Linked DNA regions of Homo sapiens: regions 2, 3 and 4 are each linked to region 1. Evidence: chromatin contacts called from ENCODE Hi-C or POLR2A ChIA-PET data. All regions are on one chromosome and are shown on one strand. The core of a region is the stretch at or near the end of the contact, and the rest is flanking DNA. Distances in the headings are between cores, read along the strand shown. Region 1 holds the start of LYPD3 (LY6/PLAUR domain containing 3). Region 2 holds the start of BCL3 (BCL3 transcription coactivator). Region 3 holds the start of LIPE-AS1 (LIPE antisense RNA 1). Region 4 overlaps LIPE (lipase E, hormone sensitive type).

Region 1 (4,211 bases), core at 1,107-3,606:
CACAATGACCTTGTTTGTTTCTGTGTTCAGACATGGCTATGGATTGGTCTTGATTTTGTTTTTCTTTGTTTTTTGTTTTTTTGAGACAGGGTCTCACTCTGGTTGCCCAAGCTGGAGTGCAGTGTCGCAATCTCAGCTCACTGCAGCCTCAACCTCCCAGGCTCGGGTGATTCTCCCAGCTCAGCCTCTCAAGTAGCTGGGATTATAGGTGCACACCCCCACGCCCAGCTAATTTTTTGTATTTTCAGTAGAGACGAGGTTTCGCTGTGTTGCCCAGGCTATTGATTTGTTTCTTGATCCTTTACTGTCGCAGTGTGGCCTTGTCCAGGTTGGTGCTCTGTGAAATTATCTAGGCGCAGTTGAACTCCATGGCCTCACTATGTGTGTCAGGCCAACTCCCAGCTGTTAGGGGCTGTTTTTCTCTTTCTTCCATGGAAAACTACACGGCCCCCTGTTGGTTTCCTGGCCTTCTCTCTCACCCCTTCTAGAGTCATTTTCCTTTTTTACACAGAGTCCACAGTGACATTCTTTACCTTGTTTTTATTGAAGAATAACATACGTCCAGTGACAGGCCTGAGTCAGTGATTCTCAACGTATCTGTACACACATGCAGCTGTCACCTAGATGAAGATCGTGGGGGCTCCTCCCTGTTGCTCCTTCTGGGGCCATGCCCTCCCAAAGGTAACATGTGTTCTGATTTCTATCACCACTGGTTAGTTTTGTCTGTTCTGAAACTTCATATATATTCAGTTACACAGTATGTTTTGTTTGTTTGTTTAAGGCTTTCTAAACTCAACACCAAGTTTTTTCTTTTTTTAAAATAAAATGAGATGGGATCTCACTATGTTGCACAGCCTGGTCTCAAAACCCCTGGGTTCAAGTGATCCTCCCACCTTGGTGTCTCAAAGTGCTGGGATTACAGGTGTGAGCCACTGTGCCTGGCCCCAACACAAAGTTTTTGAGATATGTTGCTGCATATATCAGGTGTTGGATCTTTTCTATTGCTGTGTAGTATTCCATTGGCCGAACCAACCACTCTCTTTTGCCATTCACTTCTTTTTCTTTTTCCTTTTTTAAAATCATATATCCTACTCTCAGATCCATTTACTTTTTTTTAATTTTTAAATTTTTAAATTTTTTTTTTTGAGACAGGGTCTCACTCTGTTGCCCAGGCTGGAGTGCAGTGGCGTGATCTCAGCTCACTGCAACCTCCACCTCCTGGGCTCAAGTGATTCTCCTGCCCTACCCTTCCGAGTAGCTGGGACAGCAGGTGCACGCCACTGCACCTGGCTAATTTTTTTAAATTTATTATTTTTTTTTAATAGAGATGAGGTTTCGCCATGTTGCCCAGGCTGGTCTCAAACTCCTGATCTCAAGTGATCCACCCAGCTCGGCCTCCCAAATTGCTGGGATTACAGGCATGAGCCACCGCGCCCGGCCTCCATTTACTTCTTGATGGCTAGCTGCACTATTTCTCAGGTTGATCATATTAGGAAGCAAATCTATTATGTCCTCCAGCTCATTTAGACCCTCTTAAAGGTTCTCTACTATTCTCAAAATTAATCCAAATCTCTTGTCGGGGCCTCTGATGCCCTGAGTGTCTCGGCCTCTGCCTGACTCTTTCATCTCAGTTCCTGCCCTTCTCTCATGGACTTCTGAGCTCAGGAGCACTGCTCTCCTTTCCATGTTTGAATGGTCCATCCTACCTCCTACCTCCAGGTGCTCCCACGTGCTGTTCCCTCTGCTTGTAAAGGGCTGTGTCCCTCTCTTGACCTGCTCTAGCTGGCTACATCCTGCATGCCCTTGAGGTTGCATCTCAGATAACCTCAAGGAAGCCCTCACCGACCAGCCCCCACTTCTAGACTGCACATCTCCTTGTATCACTACACTTTTTCCTTCAGTGTCTTAGTCTCTTTGGTAAACACCAATTTGTACGATTATTTGATTAGCATCTGTCTCCCCCATCAGACTGTGAGCTCTGCCAGGACAGGCACTGGTTCTGTCTTCATCTCCAGCATTACCTAGACCAAAGCCGGGCACACTGTAGATGCTCATTTAACAGTTACCGAACACTGAATGTCGAGTAGCCCCAGCCTGTCTTTAAGCCCCACTACTCTCCCACTCCAAACACACACAGACTTTCTCCCGCGAGCTGTCAGGGAACCTCAGCTCCCACCCTTTCCCTCCTTGGCAACTTCACAGGGCAGGGACCGCTCTCCCTTGGATGACGCGCCTAGGGGCGGGGCCCCGCCCCACAGCCGACGCTGAGTTGGCCCGGTTGGGCAAGGCTGGGGTTGCCTGGGGCGAGGTTACTCATCCTGGGCTCAGGTAAGAGGGCCCGAGCTCGGAGGCGGCACATCCAGGGGGGACGCCAAGGGAGCAGGACGGAGCCATGGACCCCGCCAGGAAAGCAGGTGCCCAGGCCATGATCTGGACTGCAGGCTGGCTGCTGCTGCTGCTGCTTCGCGGAGGTGGGTCTGCTGCCCGGAGAGGTGGAGGGGGTAGAGTGGGGGCTCTTAGGGAGGAGGCTCCTCTGGCCCCGTACAGAGAAGGCTGTGGGAAGGATCCCCACATAAGCAGAGGGCACTGTGGGCAAAGTTCCCCCATCCTAAGCAAGGGAGGCAGAGGGAAGGGTCCTCCACCATGGGCCGTAGGAAGGGTTCCCCACCACGGACAAGGGGAGCTGTGGGCAAAATTTTCCTATCCTGAAGCTGCAGAAAGAAGTCCCCTGTTCCTAGGCCGGGCGCGGTGGTTCATGCCTGTAATCTCAGCACTTTGGGAGGCCGAGGCAGGCGGATCATGAGGTCAAACGATCGAGACCAGCCTGGCCAACATGGTGAAACCCTGTCTCTACTAAAAATACAAAAATTAGCTGGGCGCGGTAGCGCGAGCCTGTAGTCCCAGCTACTCGGGAGGCTGAGGCAGGAGAATCGTTTGAATCCAGGAGGGGAGGTTGCAGTGAGCCGAGATTGCGCCACTGCACTCCAGCCTGGCGACAGAGCGAGACTCCGTCTCAAAAAAAAAAAAAAGAAAAAAAGAAAAAAAGAAAAAAGTGTTCCCTGTCCTGGGCAGAGAAGCTGTGGGTAGTGTTCTCTCATTTGAGCAGAAGGGGGCTGTGGGAAGGGATCCCTCACTGAGCACAGTCTACTGTGGGAAAAGTTCTCCCACACACTGTGGGAAAAGTTCTCTCATTCTGAGCAGAAAACCGTGAGGAGGTATCCTTCCTACCCCGGGATGAGGGGCTTCATGGCGGGGATCGCCTACAGTGGGCATACAGGGCTGTCGGAAGGATGTGCCCACAGTTGGCATAGTGGGTGTGAAGGAAAAGGGTCCAGTGATTCCCGTGCTTCCAGATTTGTGGAAAGCTTTTCCCTACTCCTGCCCTGGAAAAGTGTGTGCAATAAGACTGTCTAATCCCGGGACAGAGGGCATGGGAAGGACTATTTCTCCTTGGGGGTGGACGCTTTAGCAAGGAGGGCTCAGGTCTATTCGGCTCCGCTCCCCCAGGAGCGCAGGCCCTGGAGTGCTACAGCTGCGTGCAGAAAGCAGATGACGGATGCTCCCCGAACAAGATGAAGACAGTGAAGTGCGCGCCGGGCGTGGACGTCTGCACCGAGGCCGTGGGGGCGGTGGAGACCAGTGAGTGGGGACCCCCGGGCCACGCACACCACTGCAGGCTCCTCCGGCCCAGCCCCGCCTCCTTATAGTCCTTTCTGGATCTGGCCACGCCCCTTTAACGCGGCCCCACCCCTCCCTTTCAGCCTGGCCGGGACCCTACGACACAGCCTTGCAGGCCAGGCCTTCTCTATTAACAATTACAAGCGCGAGGAGCAGAGAGTTGAGAACTGGGTGGGGCGGACGGGGAGAGCTCGGGTTTGGAACGAGGTCACGTCCTATGCACTTTTTCTGCTCCACCAATGAGACCTCCCCATCCCTGCCTGTCAACCAGGCTGTCTCCTCCGACTCAGCTCTTTGAGGTTCCGCCCCCGTTCCGTGACCCCGCTCCTCCCTGCTTCGGTCGTTCTTTCCGCTCTGAGCGGCTCTTTGGGGGCGTCCATCCGCCAATTCCTGCCTGTCGGTCCTGTGGTGTTGGCCTATTTGAGGCCCCGCCCCTCCCAGACCCTACCCAACTCTGGGCCACGCCCCATCTGAGACCACGCCCACAGCTAATCCCGCCCTTGTCCCTCTCCCTAGTCCACGGACAATTCTCG
Region 2 (4,211 bases), core at 1,029-3,528, 1.3 Mb before region 1:
CTCAATCTCCAATCAGACAAAGGGTCCCTTAAGAACAGAGGGTGCACCCATCATCACCTAGCAGGGGACCCCAGGGACTGTCTGCAGAGTGATTTTGTGGCTGATGAATTGCTGGGTGCAGGGTGTGGGATAAATGTAGAGTGGGTTTGGGGAGAGTGGAGGCAGAGAGGAGGTGTTACCAGAAGCCTGTTCAAATTGTTTTTGAGATGTAGTCTCGCTCTGTTGCCCAGACTGGAGTGCAGTGGCACGATCTTGCCCCACTGCAACCTCTGCCTCCCAGGTTCAAGCGATTCTCCTGCCTCAACCTCCCAGGTAGCTGGGATTACAGATGCTGACCACCACGCATGGGTAATTTTAGATCAAACTGTTTAAAAAGGGGCCACGGCAGGCCGGGCGCTGTGGCTCATGCCTCTAATACCAATACTTTGGGAGGCCGAGGCGGGCGGATCACCTGAGGTCAGGAGTTCAATACCAGTCTGGGCAACATGGTGAAACCCTGTCTCTACTAAAAATACAAAAATTAGCCAGGTGTGGTGGTGCATGCCTGTAATCCCAGCTACTCGGGAGGCTGAGGCACAAGAATCCCCTGAACTTGGGAGGCGGAGGTTGCAGTGAGCCGAGATCACGCCAATGCACTCCAGCCTGGGCGACAGAGCAAAACAAAACTCTGTCTCAAAAAACAAAAACAAAAACAAACAAAGGCGAGGGGACCATGGCAGCAGGCAAATCCATACCAACCCATCACACAGACGGGGAAAACTGAGGCCTGCTTTCTCACTCTTGGAATAGGAAAGCTGGGAGGCCGTGGCAGAACTCCTGATGCACATAGCTTGAGGCTCTCCAGCTGTCACGCTGATGGGGTGGAGGGTGCAGAAACTACCTAAAGTTTTGGGGCTCTGTAGAACGGCTCTCTGCAGCTTTGGGGGTCAATTGGGGATGGTGACGTGGCCACAGCTGTGGTAGAGGACACCCCTTCTTGAGATCAGGGATGGAGATAGGATGGAGAGAAGAGTGTGTGGTCTTCGTCATCTGCTGATCCTTGTGGGCCCTCTGTTCTTGAACTCCCAAGTTTCCAGGTCCTCGTATCTCCAATACCAGGCCTTGAGGCCTTGAGGCTTTCTGTCTGGAGACCCCTGAAATTTTCATCCTGCCTCTAAATTACCCAAAGTCTCAGAATTACCCAATCTTAGGATCCTCAGTCCCCTGATCCCTTCTGCCCACCTGATCTTGACCTCAAATAGGACCCTGATCACTTGTGGCCCCACATAACTGAGTACCCAGAAACCCGGGTCTCTGTTCTCCTGGGTCCTCAAGACCCCCTGGTATCTGGGTCCCTGGAGCTCTGGTTCATTTCCTTGGATCCTTGTGATCCCAGATATTGGGGTGCTCAGAACCCCATCTCTGTTTTCATAATGCCCATGTCTCCAGATATCTTGGTTCCTGAGATTGTGACATCCTGAGATCCTCAGTATCTGTCTCCTTAGAACCCCAGTCTCTGTTACCCTGACTCCCTTTGATTCTAATAATATCAGGATACAGGGAACCCCAGTTTCTCCAGCCCAGCTCAGCTTCCTCATAACGCTACACATCTGGCTTAAGAGCTTGTACTTTCTTGCCCCTAGGATACCAGGCTCTGTGCCCTGATTCCCTGACACCCCCATATTTGTACCACTGGGCATTGTCCCTGGCCCCCCCCCCCCCACGTCACTCAGCCCCTGGGCTTTGCCCCCCAGGGTCCCCAAATCCCCAGATCCCAAGGCACAGCTTACTGGCTCCCCGATGATCTCATATCTATATCCTTGGAACCTGGGCTTATATCCTCTTGTCCCCCAGGTCCCTGGAGAGACACCGGTTTGTGCCTCAAGCTCTGCCTCCTGGCTCTGGTGACCCTATGCTCTGTGTGGATCCCACCCGGCCCGGACCCTCGGGGGCCACTCACCGGGGTAGTAAAGCGCCTCCGGCCGGGCCAGGCCGTGGGGGGGCCCGGGGACCGCCGGCAGGTCGCAGCCGCCGCGCAGAGGGTCCAGGGGGACGACAAGGCCCGCAGCGCCGCGGGGAGCGGCGGGCTCCGGGGAGGGCGCGCGCAGCGGGCGCTTGCGGAGCGGCAGCGCGGCGCCCGGGAGTCCGGCGGCCTTGGGCCGGGTGCGCAGGTCCACGGGCCCCTCGTCCATGGCCCCCGCGGGGCATCGGGGCATGGGGCCGCCGGGGACGGCGGCCGGAGAGCGGCTGGGCTCGGCTGCACGGGAGGGTGGTTTCGCCGGGCGCCGGGACTTCCCCTGCAGCCGGCTGAACTGAAGGGACTTTTGTCGGCCGGGGCGGTGCCGGCCGCCCGCCTCCCCGCCCCCGGCCCCCCCGGGGCCACCCGTACGCCCCAGGGGTTTCCTGGACCCGCCGCTGCTCCCGCCGCTCTGAGGTGCAGCCTGCCCTGCGCCCCGCCCGCGCCGCGCCCCGCTTGCCCCCTCCCGGCCCGCGGCGCCTGGGGCAGCCAGGCCTCGGCGGGGGAGGGAGAGGAAAGGAGGGGTGGGGGGAGAGGAGGCGGGGTCGGGGGGTGGGGGGGTGTCCCCACCCCTGCTGCCAAGGGCCGCTCTCTCTGCCTCTGTTTTTGTCTTTCTGGCCCTATCTCTCAACATCTCTATCTCTGAGTCTGTAACTGTCTCTCTGGTTCTCCTGTCTGAGTAGGTGTTTCTCTCCGCAACCCCGCGTTTGTCTCTGTGTGCTCTGTTCCGTCTCTGTCTCTCTCTTTTGTCTCTTTGTGTCTGTCACCATCTCTCTGCCTCTCAGTTGCTGTCTGCTTCTCTGTCTCTCAGGAGGCCTTGGCATCTCTGGGACGGGGTTTGGAATCTCGGTTCCCACTTACTCGCTGGGTGACCTTGGCCAAACACTTCCCCTCTCTGAGCCGTTTCCTCCTTAGTGGGAGTGAAGAGACGCACCCGGGGCAGGGACTGGCACTCGGCAGGCGGCCAGGAACGATTCCTCTCCCTCCCCTCTTCCATCTCTGCCACTCCACGTGCCTCATCAGCTGTGGGTCTAAAGGGGCTGGGGGTGGGGTGAGGGTGGGGAGCGCTCCACTGATTGTGTCTCTGCACTCGTTGGGGGCCCTGCCCCCAGCCGGGGCCCGCGGGGCACCGGGGTGGGTGCTCGGAAAATCCTAGGTGCACAGAGAGAAAGAGACATGGAGACAGGCGCAGAGATCTTGAGAGAAAGAGAGATAGCAAGAGACACGGACACCAGGCCAGAGTCAGCGCGACCGAGGCCGGTGCTGCAGGAGCGGGGAGCAGTTTGGCTTCCCCCCGACTTCCCCTCCCACCTCGAGGAGGGGTTGATGGGTGGGGAACAGGCTAGGCGGGTTGGGGGCATGACTCAGGCTGGAGATGGGAGGGAGGGAGGAGGGAGGCGGGACTCTTCCCCGTCTCCTCCCCTCCTCTCCCTCTCCCCGCCCCGGGGTGGGGCCCCGAAGGTCCGGGGCTTTCCCGGATTTCCCTGGGGGCGGGGCAGCCGCTGGGGTTGAGTCCGGGTCACTGAGTCACAGGAGGCGGAGAGGGAGGCTTTGGGGACACAGGGGGCGGGGCATGGGGGCTGCACCCCGGACTTGCCCAGGGGGCACGCGGCGTCTCTCTGGTTCTCTCCCCCGGTCTCCTTCTGTCTTCGAAACTTGCCTGACCTCCCTCTGGTTGTCTCCTGCCCCGCCCTCTGTCTCTGTCTCCCCATCTCTGTTGCTGTCTCTGTGTCCCCTGGGACCTTGAAAGTGGGTATTGGGGCCCCGGGAAGGGACTTTGGCCGGACTCGGGCCCCACCCGAGTGGATCGTTAACCCAGGATGTGAGAAGTGGCTGTGTGGAGAGGCCTCACCCCTTCCCTTCCTTTCGACCTCTCTCTGGATCTCCCTTATCCCCCTTCATGGCGAAACATCCCGAGCACAGACCTGTGTTAATTCCACCTCCACCCCTTGCTCCCGGTGGGACCTCAGACAAGCCATCCCCTGCCTTGAGACTCAGTTTGTTCTTCTGGAAAATGGGACCAATGGCAACCCCTGCCTGCTGGTGTTGTGGGGGCCACAGCAAGGGAAGAGGGGAGGAATTCGGTTGGACAGGCTGGGGGCTGTGTTCCCTGCCCATCCAACCCCACCCCTGGGGACCCTCAGACACAGGAGAGGGGTGTGGAGCACTATCCCAATGCACAGAAAGGAAAGCTGAGGTTTGGAGGGGCGAGGCT
Region 3 (4,211 bases), core at 1,311-3,810, 1.1 Mb after region 1:
TGCACTCCAGTCTGGGCAATAGAATGAGACTCTGCCTCAAAAAAAAAAAAAAATGCAGTCTAGGTGGAACCAAGGGACTAGAACCTTTCCAGGAAGCCTGGGCAGGTGGGACAAGCAACAAGAGGGCCAGGACAGAGACAGCCCTGAGGATCACACCCCTAGTAAAGGGGTGGGCGGGGGTGGGCAGTGGAAGGCAAGGCTGGCGGGTTCTAAGGAGCAGCCAGAGAGGGAGGAAGCTGCCCAGGAAGGAGGATGTAGGGTGAAGGGAGTTTCAGGGAGTGGACCAGGTCAGATGAGGATTGAAATGTTACCCTCAGGTGTCAGCAATGAGCAGGTGACCTCAGTGACCTTGTCCAGAGCCACTGCAGGGTCATGGCCGTTAGGCAGCCAGACATAGTGGGTTGAAGAGGGAGTGGAAGGTAAGGGATTGAGCCAGTGGGCGCCACAAGAGAGCCTGATACAGGGCACATGTGTTTAGAGATGATGGACATGTTTGAATGCTGGAGGAGTGGGAGAGACTGAAGATGCAGAAACAAGAAAGCCGTTTCCTCACGGGGTGCGAAGCAAGGGATCCTCAGCTCAGAGGTCCTCGTTCACCCAGCAAGTGACTTCTGAGTCAGGGCCTGTGCTGGGGCAGGGAGCTGTAGCCCAGAACTCTTCCTGAAGGTCCAGATCCACTGGCCTGAGTCACCACTCTCCTTGTCCAACTCATAGAACCCCTTGGTCACCTCTGTCAAAACAGTCACTACCCATCAACCTGCTCCTCTTTTCCTGTCCCCACCTCAGAGATGGCTCCACTGTCCTCCAGACTAGAGCTCTGGGTCTCATGCTGGACAACCCCTTGTCCCATAGCCCATCAATCCCCACTTTCTGTTCTCTCTGCCTCCTGAATCTCCTTATTTATTTTTCTTTCTTTCTTTTTTTTTTTTTTTTTTTTTGAGATAAGGTCTCACTCTTGTGCAGGTTGGAGTGCAGTGGCACCATCTTGGCTCACTGCAGCCTCGACTTCCCGGGCTCAAGTGATCCTCCTGCTTCAGCCTCCTCAGTAGCTTGGACCATAGGCATGCACCACCACACCTGGCTAATTTTTCTTTTTTTTTTTTTTATTTTGAGTCTCACTCTGTGGCCCAGGCTGGGGTGCAGTGGCGCGATCTCAGCTCACTGCAACCTCCCCGTCCTGGGTTCAAGCAATTTTCTGCCTTAGCCTCCCGAGTAGCTGGGATTACAGGTGCCCACCACCAAGCCTGTCTAATTTTTTGCATTTTTAGTAAAGACAGGGTTTCACCATCTTGGCCAGGCTGGTCTTGAACTCCTGACCTCGTGATCCACCCGCCTCGGCCTCCCAAAGTGCTGGGACTACAGGAGTGAGTCACCGCGCCTGGCCACACCTGGCTAATTTTTTGTAGAGATGAGGCTGTCACTATGTTGCCCAGGCTGGTCTTGAACTCCTTGGCTCAAGTGATCTTCCCGCCTCAACTTTCCAAAGTGCTGGGATTACAGACACGAGCCACAGCACCAAGCCTTGCCTCCTGAATCTCTATCTTATCCCCTCGGCCTCTTCCCTGATCCAGGCTCCACTCTCTCCTACCTGAATCCCTGCCAGAGCCACCTCCTGGGCTACTGGCTTCCAGTCTCATTCCTCCAGTTCTGGACCAACTATGACCTTGTCCTCCACTACTCTCAACCCTTCCATGGCTCTCCACTACCCCCTCACCCTCAGGACAAAGTCCAAGCTCCTCAGCCTGGCCTCTGCTCATCTCTTCGGCCTCCTCCAGCCTTACAGTTCCCCTGCTGGCCATACAGACTTGACTGGCCTTCCGCTTAGGCACCTGCACGCAGTACTGCTCCTGCATGCCTCCCTGTCTTTGGTCACGCTGAAACACCCTCCCCACACCCATTTTGCCTGGCATCTCCACTTTGCCTGGCACCTTCTGCTCCTCCAAGATCCAGCTCCAATGGCCCCTCCCCTGGAAACCCTTTCCCGACCACGCCAAACTCAAAAAAGTCTCTCCTGGGCTCCCACCGTCTCCGCACACCCATGCCCATCAACGTCCATCCTCCCATCTGACCCGGGCTCCTTGAGGGCACGGCCCAGGCCTGACTCATCTTGGTCACCAGCATCGCCCAGCACGAGGCTTGGCACACCAGAAGCCTCAGGAAATGTTTGTCTAACTAATAGGTGGGAGAGTGTGTGAGTGAGTGGCTAGACGAGGGAATCCGTGAGTGAGAGAATTGAGGGCAGGAAGGGCAGAACGGATGAAGGAACAGGAAGGCAGGAGCAGACGAGAATCAGGCTTAGGGTGGGAGGAACGGATGGATGAATAACAGATCCAGTATCCCGGTCTCAGTTTCTCCAAGAAAGCAAGATGGGTTCGCCGGGACTGAGCTCCTCCCCCCTCCGCCTCAAGCCTCACTAAGCCTCACGGTTTTCCACCCGAGCTATGTGCAGAATCCTAATACTAGGCGTGCTGGAAAGGGCTTACCCGGCCAGACTCGGAGAACCCGTTCCCTCGCGAGCCCGCTCGGGCCTCTGCGGAGTGGACCAGGATTCCGATCCCTCAGGTTCCGGGTCTATTGGCCGACTGACTGGGCCTGGCAGAGACTGGCGTCTCCGAAAGCCTATCGCTGCCCGAGTTGGGCTGTGGGCCCCGCCTACCAGGCAAAGGGTCCTGAGTGGCCCAGGGAGGTAGAAGGCCGAGTGTCCATTGGCTGGAAGATAGTGACTGACGTCATGGATAGCTTTCGCCGCCAGACTCCAAAGAAGCGCCTCGCGTGTCGGACCCGCCTCCGGAGGGACTGAGTCGGGGTGGGAGCCCTGGGCGTAGACGGTCGCAGAATGGTCGTGAATGGAGTTTCTGGCCCCACATACCTAGGCTGTTTGCTGACCCGATCCTTGGGTCTTGAGGAAGGTTGGGGATTTGAGAGTTCAGACTCCTTGGTTCTGAAGGAGGAGAAGTCTGGGACCCGAGGAAGGAGGGACTAGGGGCCCGGACTCCTGGGTCAGAGGGAGGAGGGGGCTGGAAACCTGAAGGTTTGGTGTCTAGGAGCGGGAACTCCGGGATCTTGAGTCACTCGCCCGCCCAGGGATGACAGGTTTGGGGTTCAGGATTTTATGAGGCTATTTATGGGAAGGGAGCCAGGCCTTACCCCCAGGCAAGTGTTCTGGGTAATGAGGCGGAGCTTGTAATGGAGAGGGAGAAGGAAGAGGCTCAGGGGAAGCTCTGGCCTGGATATGCCCTTTCCTCATCCCGAAAAGGGAAGTCAGAGGCAGGTGCTGTCTGCAAAAGGAACCCAGAGCTAGAGGAGACTGGAGACTCACGTGAGACTAAGAGAAAAATAGAGATACCAAAGGGGAGATGGCAAAAATAAAACAGTAATAATAACAGAGCTCTCTTGTACTGAGTTTACTGTGGCCTGGTTCTGTGCTGAGCATTTTACATAATTATCTCATGTCTTCCTCGCCACAGCTCTGAGAGATTGGATTATTATTAGTAGTATTATCCCCAGTTTACAAGTGAGAAAATTGAGGCCTAGTGAGGGAGAATCCAGATACAGATGTAAAGATACAAGAGAGACACAAAACATAGATGGAGATAAACAAAGAGTTACAGGCCCAGAGAGAAAAAAGAAAACGCAGGCAACAAACAAAAGGAGAGGGGCTGAGAGCTGGGACTCCTGGGGCTGGGGAACTGGAGAGCTGGGGACCCGGACTCCTGGGTCCTGGGGAAAGCAGGTCCAAGGATGGGGTCTCCCAGATATTTTCTCCCGTGAATCCACGATACTAAGCTTGTCCAACCCTTCTGACTGTGGGCGTGAGCCTGGTTGGGGTCGAAAATAGTGATTAGGAGGTGCACTTGCATCATGAGCCTATTAGGAGGTGATAAGAACATGATTCATGGCGGTCTCCTTCGCCTGGAAGGGACCTTTCCCCCATGGCCTCTGTTCTTTGATCTGGACAGATCTGGCCTTCTCTGTCCCTCCCCATCACTGCATCTCGGTCACTCAGAACTGTCACTGAGGCCCATTGTGGAGGCAGTGGGCCACCTTGGGGCAGCAACAGCTTTCCTGGTGGGGGTCATCTCTCTGGGTCTCTCTGCTTTCCCCCAGACCCTGAACCGACCAGAGGTCCTGGCACATTGCAGGGGCTCAGGAAATGCTCATGGAATGAATGGACAGAGATCCCCGTCTCTGGGCAGCTCTTCCTCTGTCCC
Region 4 (4,211 bases), core at 882-3,381, 1.0 Mb after region 1:
TGGACGCACAACTGCTGTGGGCCCAAACTTGATTCTGGGCCCAAGAGGTTCCAGTCACACAGATTCATTCAGCAGACATTCACTGAACACTGAGCTGTGCCAGGCCTGGGCTGACAGATTCACAGTTGAGCTGGGGACACAGATATTACTCAGATAAGACTATGATTGTAAACTGTGATAAATACAACAGAGAAAAACACCCTGGGAAGATAGAATTGAGAGGCTTCCCAAGGAGGCAATATTGGACCCAAGATGGACAGGCGTTAAGTGCTGTGCAGGGGGCAGGCAGGGGAACAGAGAGGACAGTATGGAGAAAGACCCGAGGCTTGAGGAAACACTGAGTTACAGTGCAGAGGGAGCTCAGCCAGGGCCAGGAGGAAGAGGAAGAGGAAACAGGGCAGGCAGTTTAAGAGAGGAGGATGGTAGCTGGGTACAGCGGCTCACACCTGTAATCCTGGCACTTTGGGAGGCCAAGGTGGGAGGACCCCTTGAGTCCAGGAGTTTGAGGCCAGCGTGGGCAACATAGCGAGACCCCGTCTCTACCAAAAACACAAACATTAGCCGGGCATGGTGGGGTGTACCTGTAGTCCCAGCTACTTGGGAGGCTGAGGTGGGAGGATCAATTGAGCCCAGGAGGTTGAGGCTGCAGTGAGCTGTGATCGCACCACTCTACTCCAGCCTGGGCAACAATGAGACTTTGTCTCAAAAAGAGAGAGAGAGAGGAGGATGGTACCTGGCTTGGGAGGCCATGTGCAGGATTGGGGGCTTTATCCTGAAAGCAAGGGAGGGGGTGTTGAAGGGTTGGAAGTGTGTGAACAGATTTGTGTGCTAAAAAGATCCTGTGGCTGCTATGTGGACAACAAATCAAAGAGAACAAAATCAGAAATATATAAAGATCTGTCATAGTCACCCAGGTAATGATGCTACCGCCTGGACCAGGGAGGAGGCAGTGGAGGTGGGGAGAAGGGCCAGGTTCCAGAGGCCTTTAGTAGGCATAGTGGGCAGGACTAGGGGATGGATTGCATGGGAGTTGGGGGGTGGGGAGGTGGCCAGGATGACATCCTGGGTTCCAGCTTGAGCAAATGGGGAGAGGTTTGTTCTCAACACACACACAGAGACCAAGACACGCACAAGCATGTATATCCATTCATACATAAACAAACACGCCCACACAAGCTCACAGGCCAAGAGAAACAGAGACACAGATACATTCACAGGCATACAAACATTCATACCTTCAAATGTACCAGTGCCGACGGACACAGGCCAGGACACACGCCAGCCATGACACATACCTGCAGAGGTACATATGTACACGTGAACCCCAGACACACTCACACCCGACCAGAAAGCATATACTTTGAAGCACAGACAGAGGGAGCAGCACACAGAAACACAGCAGAGATCAGCAGCTCTGCCCTGGAGCTGCCCCCTGCTGGCCGTGTGACCCCGGGGGTTATGTCACCTTTCTGTGCCTCAATTTTGTCATCTGCCAAAAGGGATGATAATGGTCTCTCCCTCATAGGTTGTGGGGCAGGCGACATGAGTCACTTCACATAAAACACATAAAGAAATCTCATCACCTCCTTTGAGAATGAAAAAAAAAAAAAAAAGAAAAGAAATCCCAGCACTTTGGGAGACCAAGGCAGGAGGATTGCTTGAGCACAGGAGTTCGAGACCAGTCTAGGCAACACAGCTAGACTCGATCCCTATTTTTAAATTAAACACACACACGCACAGAGAAAGAGACCAGGCACGCAGAGGCTGTTGGTGCAACGTTTGCTCTTTTATGCACACACTCTCGGGGATCCAGCCACTCATTGTCCCCACCTGCATCTGATTCCAGGCTTCCTGGCTTCAGAAGCCTTTGCTTCCTCCCAGGCCCCACACCTGGCCCTTCCTCCATCCCCCATCCACCCCCACCCCACTTCCTTCCCCACCGCCCTCCTTACCCCTGCTCAGTCCCCAGGAGTCGGATTCAGCTGTCCAGAAACTCTTCAGGGCAAAGAAAGGTCCAGTGCCCAGTCAGTGGGACACCACCCAAAGCCAAATCCCCTCTGCCCTACCTCTCCCCTAGTCCTTACCCACGGCCCCAGTGGGCCTACCCCTGCCCCAGTGCCCTCTGCCAGGGATTCCTGGCGAGTTGCTGGCAACCTCAGCATCCCTTCCTGCCAGCTCCACCCAGCCCAGTCCTCGGGGAGCCGCCTGGAACAGGACAAAGGGCAGAGCTCTGGAGTCCCTAGGGCCTGGGTCCAGCCCCTTCCCCACTCCTTTGTGCAGTCACTTGTTTTGTTGGAAATGTCCCCTCTCCTCATCTTTTTATTTATTTTATTTTAATTTTTTTGAGACAGAGTTTCTGTCTTGTTGCCGAGGCTGGAGTGCAATGGTGTGATCTTGGCTCACCGCAACCTCTGCCTCCCAGGTTCAAGCGATTCTCCTGCCTCAGCCTCCCGAGTAGCTGGGACTACAGGCACGCGCCACCATGCCCGGCTAATTTTGTATTTTTAGTAGAGACAGGGTTTCTCCATGTTGGCCAGGCTGGTCTCGAACTCCCGATCTCAGGTGATCCACCGGCCTCAGCCTCCCAAAGTGGTGGGATTACAGGTGTGAGCCACGGCGCCCGGCCCCCACTCCTCATCTTAAAAGATCCCTACCGGCATGGATGCTACCACTTTACCAAGGGGCGGCAGTGCACCAGGCACTGTCCAAAGGCTGAATAAAAAAGGCAAAAGTCCCTGCCCTCAGGGAGTTTACAATCTAGTGAGGGAATCAGAGAGCAAACAATATAAATTCAGGCATGTCTCAGAGATATTTGGGGTTCAATTCCAGACCACTTGATAAAGTGAGTCACACAAATTTGTTGGTTTCCCAGTGCATAGAAAAGTTATGTTTACACTATCCTGTAGTCTATTAAAGTGTACAACAGCATATGTCTAAAAATACCATGTACATATTTTAATTTTTTTTTTTCTGTAGAGACGGAATCTCACTATGTTGCCCAGGCTAGTCTCGAACTCCTAGCCTCAAGTGAGCCTCCTGCTTTGACCTCCCAAAGTGCCAGGATTACAAGCATGAGCTACCACGCCTGGCCCCATACTATGCTAATGATCATCTGAGCCTTCAGCAAATCCTCATCTTTTTGCTGGTGGAGGGTCTTGCCCCAGTGGTGGTGGCTGCTGACTCACGAGGGTGGTGGTTGTAGAAAGTGGCTGTGGCAGTTTCTTAAAATAAGGTAACAATGAACTTTTCTGCTTCGATTCACTCACAAAACTGTTCTCTGTAACATGTGATGCTGTTTGATAGCATTTGGTCCACAGTAGAACTTTCAAAATTGGGGTCAGGCCAGGCACGGTGGCTCACACCTATAATCCCAGCACTTTGGGAGGCCGAGGTGGGCAAATCACCCAAGGTCAGGAGTTTGAGGCCAGCCTGGCCAACATGGTAAAACCCCGTCTCTACTAAAAATACTAAAATTAACCAGGCGCGGTGGCAGGCACCTGTAGTCCCAGCTACTCAGGAGGCTGAGGTAGGAGAATCACTTGAACCTGGGAGGCGGAGGTTGCGGTGAGCTGAGATCGCACCATTGCACTCCAGCCTGGGCAACAAGAGCGAAACTTGTCTCAAAAAAAAAAAAAAATGGGGGTCAGTCCTGTCAAAGCCTGCTGGTGCTCTATCAGCCAAGTCTATGTCATAGTCTAAATCCTTTGTTGCCATTGTTCCTGCTATCAAATGTATTTCTGTTTTTTTATTTTTTTATTTATTTTTTGTAGAGGGGGAGGGTCTCACTATGTTACCCAGGTTGATCTCAAACTGGCCTCAAGCTATCTTCCTGCCTTGGCCTCCCAAAGTGCTGCGATTATAAGTATGAGCCACTGCACCCAGCCTACAAAATGTATTTCTAAATGTATTTCTATTTTTTATTATTTAATAAGACTTAGAGCTGGGCATGGTGGCACATGCCTGTAATCCCAGCTATTCAAGAGGCTGAGGCAGGATGATCACTTGAGGTCCAGTGTTCAAGACCAGGCTAGGCAACACAGCCCTGTCTCTTAAAAAACACAAAAAATTAGCCAGATGCAGTGACTCTCCCAGCTACTCAAGAGGCCAAGGCAGGAGGATCTCTTGAGGCCTGGAATTCAAAACCAGCCTAGGCAATATAGCAAGACTCTGTCTCTAAAAACCTGGAAAAAAAAAAATGAACCAGGCATAGT

What was found. Hi-C counts contacts between places; a loop is a spot of excess contacts on that map. ChIA-PET counts read pairs that join two places held with the same protein, here RNA polymerase II (POLR2A). Pooled maps may share reads with other maps.
Region 2: a loop to region 1 is called in a pooled map, with 7 times the contacts of the local background. The contact joins the promoter of BCL3 here to the promoter of LYPD3 in region 1. A Hi-C loop is called at or near these places in 8 of 50 pooled maps. POLR2A ChIA-PET finds 5 or more read pairs at or near these places in 2 of 52 experiments (B cell and WTC11).
Region 3: a loop to region 1 is called in a pooled map, with 5 times the contacts of the local background. The contact joins the promoter of LIPE-AS1 here to the promoter of LYPD3 in region 1. A Hi-C loop is called at or near these places in 1 of 37 single-sample maps with no recorded cell type and 4 of 50 pooled maps. POLR2A ChIA-PET finds 5 or more read pairs at or near these places in 2 of 52 experiments (Caco-2 and Panc1).
Region 4: a loop to region 1 is called in a map with no recorded cell type, with 6 times the contacts of the local background. The contact joins the enhancer-like site here to the promoter of LYPD3 in region 1. A Hi-C loop is called at or near these places in 1 of 37 single-sample maps with no recorded cell type and 5 of 50 pooled maps. POLR2A ChIA-PET finds 5 or more read pairs at or near these places in 1 of 52 experiments (WTC11).

Annotation. Positions count from the first base shown.
Region 1 is chr19:43,463,753-43,467,963 of GRCh38, reverse strand. LYPD3 (LY6/PLAUR domain containing 3) reads left to right here and starts at 2,356. Exons shown (of 5, transcript NM_014400.3): 1 at 2,356-2,471; 2 at 3,508-3,639; 3 at 4,195-4,211. The coding sequence starts at 2,393. RefSeq lists an enhancer at 3,604-4,135.
Region 2 is chr19:44,746,775-44,750,985 of GRCh38, reverse strand. It overlaps BCL3 (BCL3 transcription coactivator), which reads right to left and starts at 2,278. Exons shown (of 9, transcript NM_005178.5): 1 at 1,940-2,278. The coding sequence starts at 2,195. RefSeq lists silencers at 2,040-2,629, 3,040-3,169, 3,230-3,709.
Region 3 is chr19:42,395,497-42,399,707 of GRCh38, reverse strand. It overlaps LIPE-AS1 (LIPE antisense RNA 1), which reads right to left and starts at 2,560. Exons shown (of 3, transcript NR_073180.1): 1 at 2,484-2,560. It overlaps LOC101930071 (a long non-coding RNA gene), which reads right to left and starts at 2,580. Exons shown (of 2, transcript NR_126041.1): 1 at 2,484-2,580. RefSeq lists enhancers at 1,492-2,175, 2,176-2,859, 2,714-2,873, 2,894-3,033.
Region 4 is chr19:42,417,412-42,421,622 of GRCh38, reverse strand. All of the region lies in intron 1 of LIPE (lipase E, hormone sensitive type), which reads left to right. The region is part of intron 1 of LIPE-AS1 (LIPE antisense RNA 1); the gene reads right to left. Among named protein-coding and RNA genes, the nearest start is that of LIPE, 7.9 kb to the left of the region's middle. Within about 2 kb of position 2,131, at least 3 of the 41 ENCODE cell types and tissues checked have a DNase peak (open chromatin) inside an H3K27ac peak, as active enhancers do.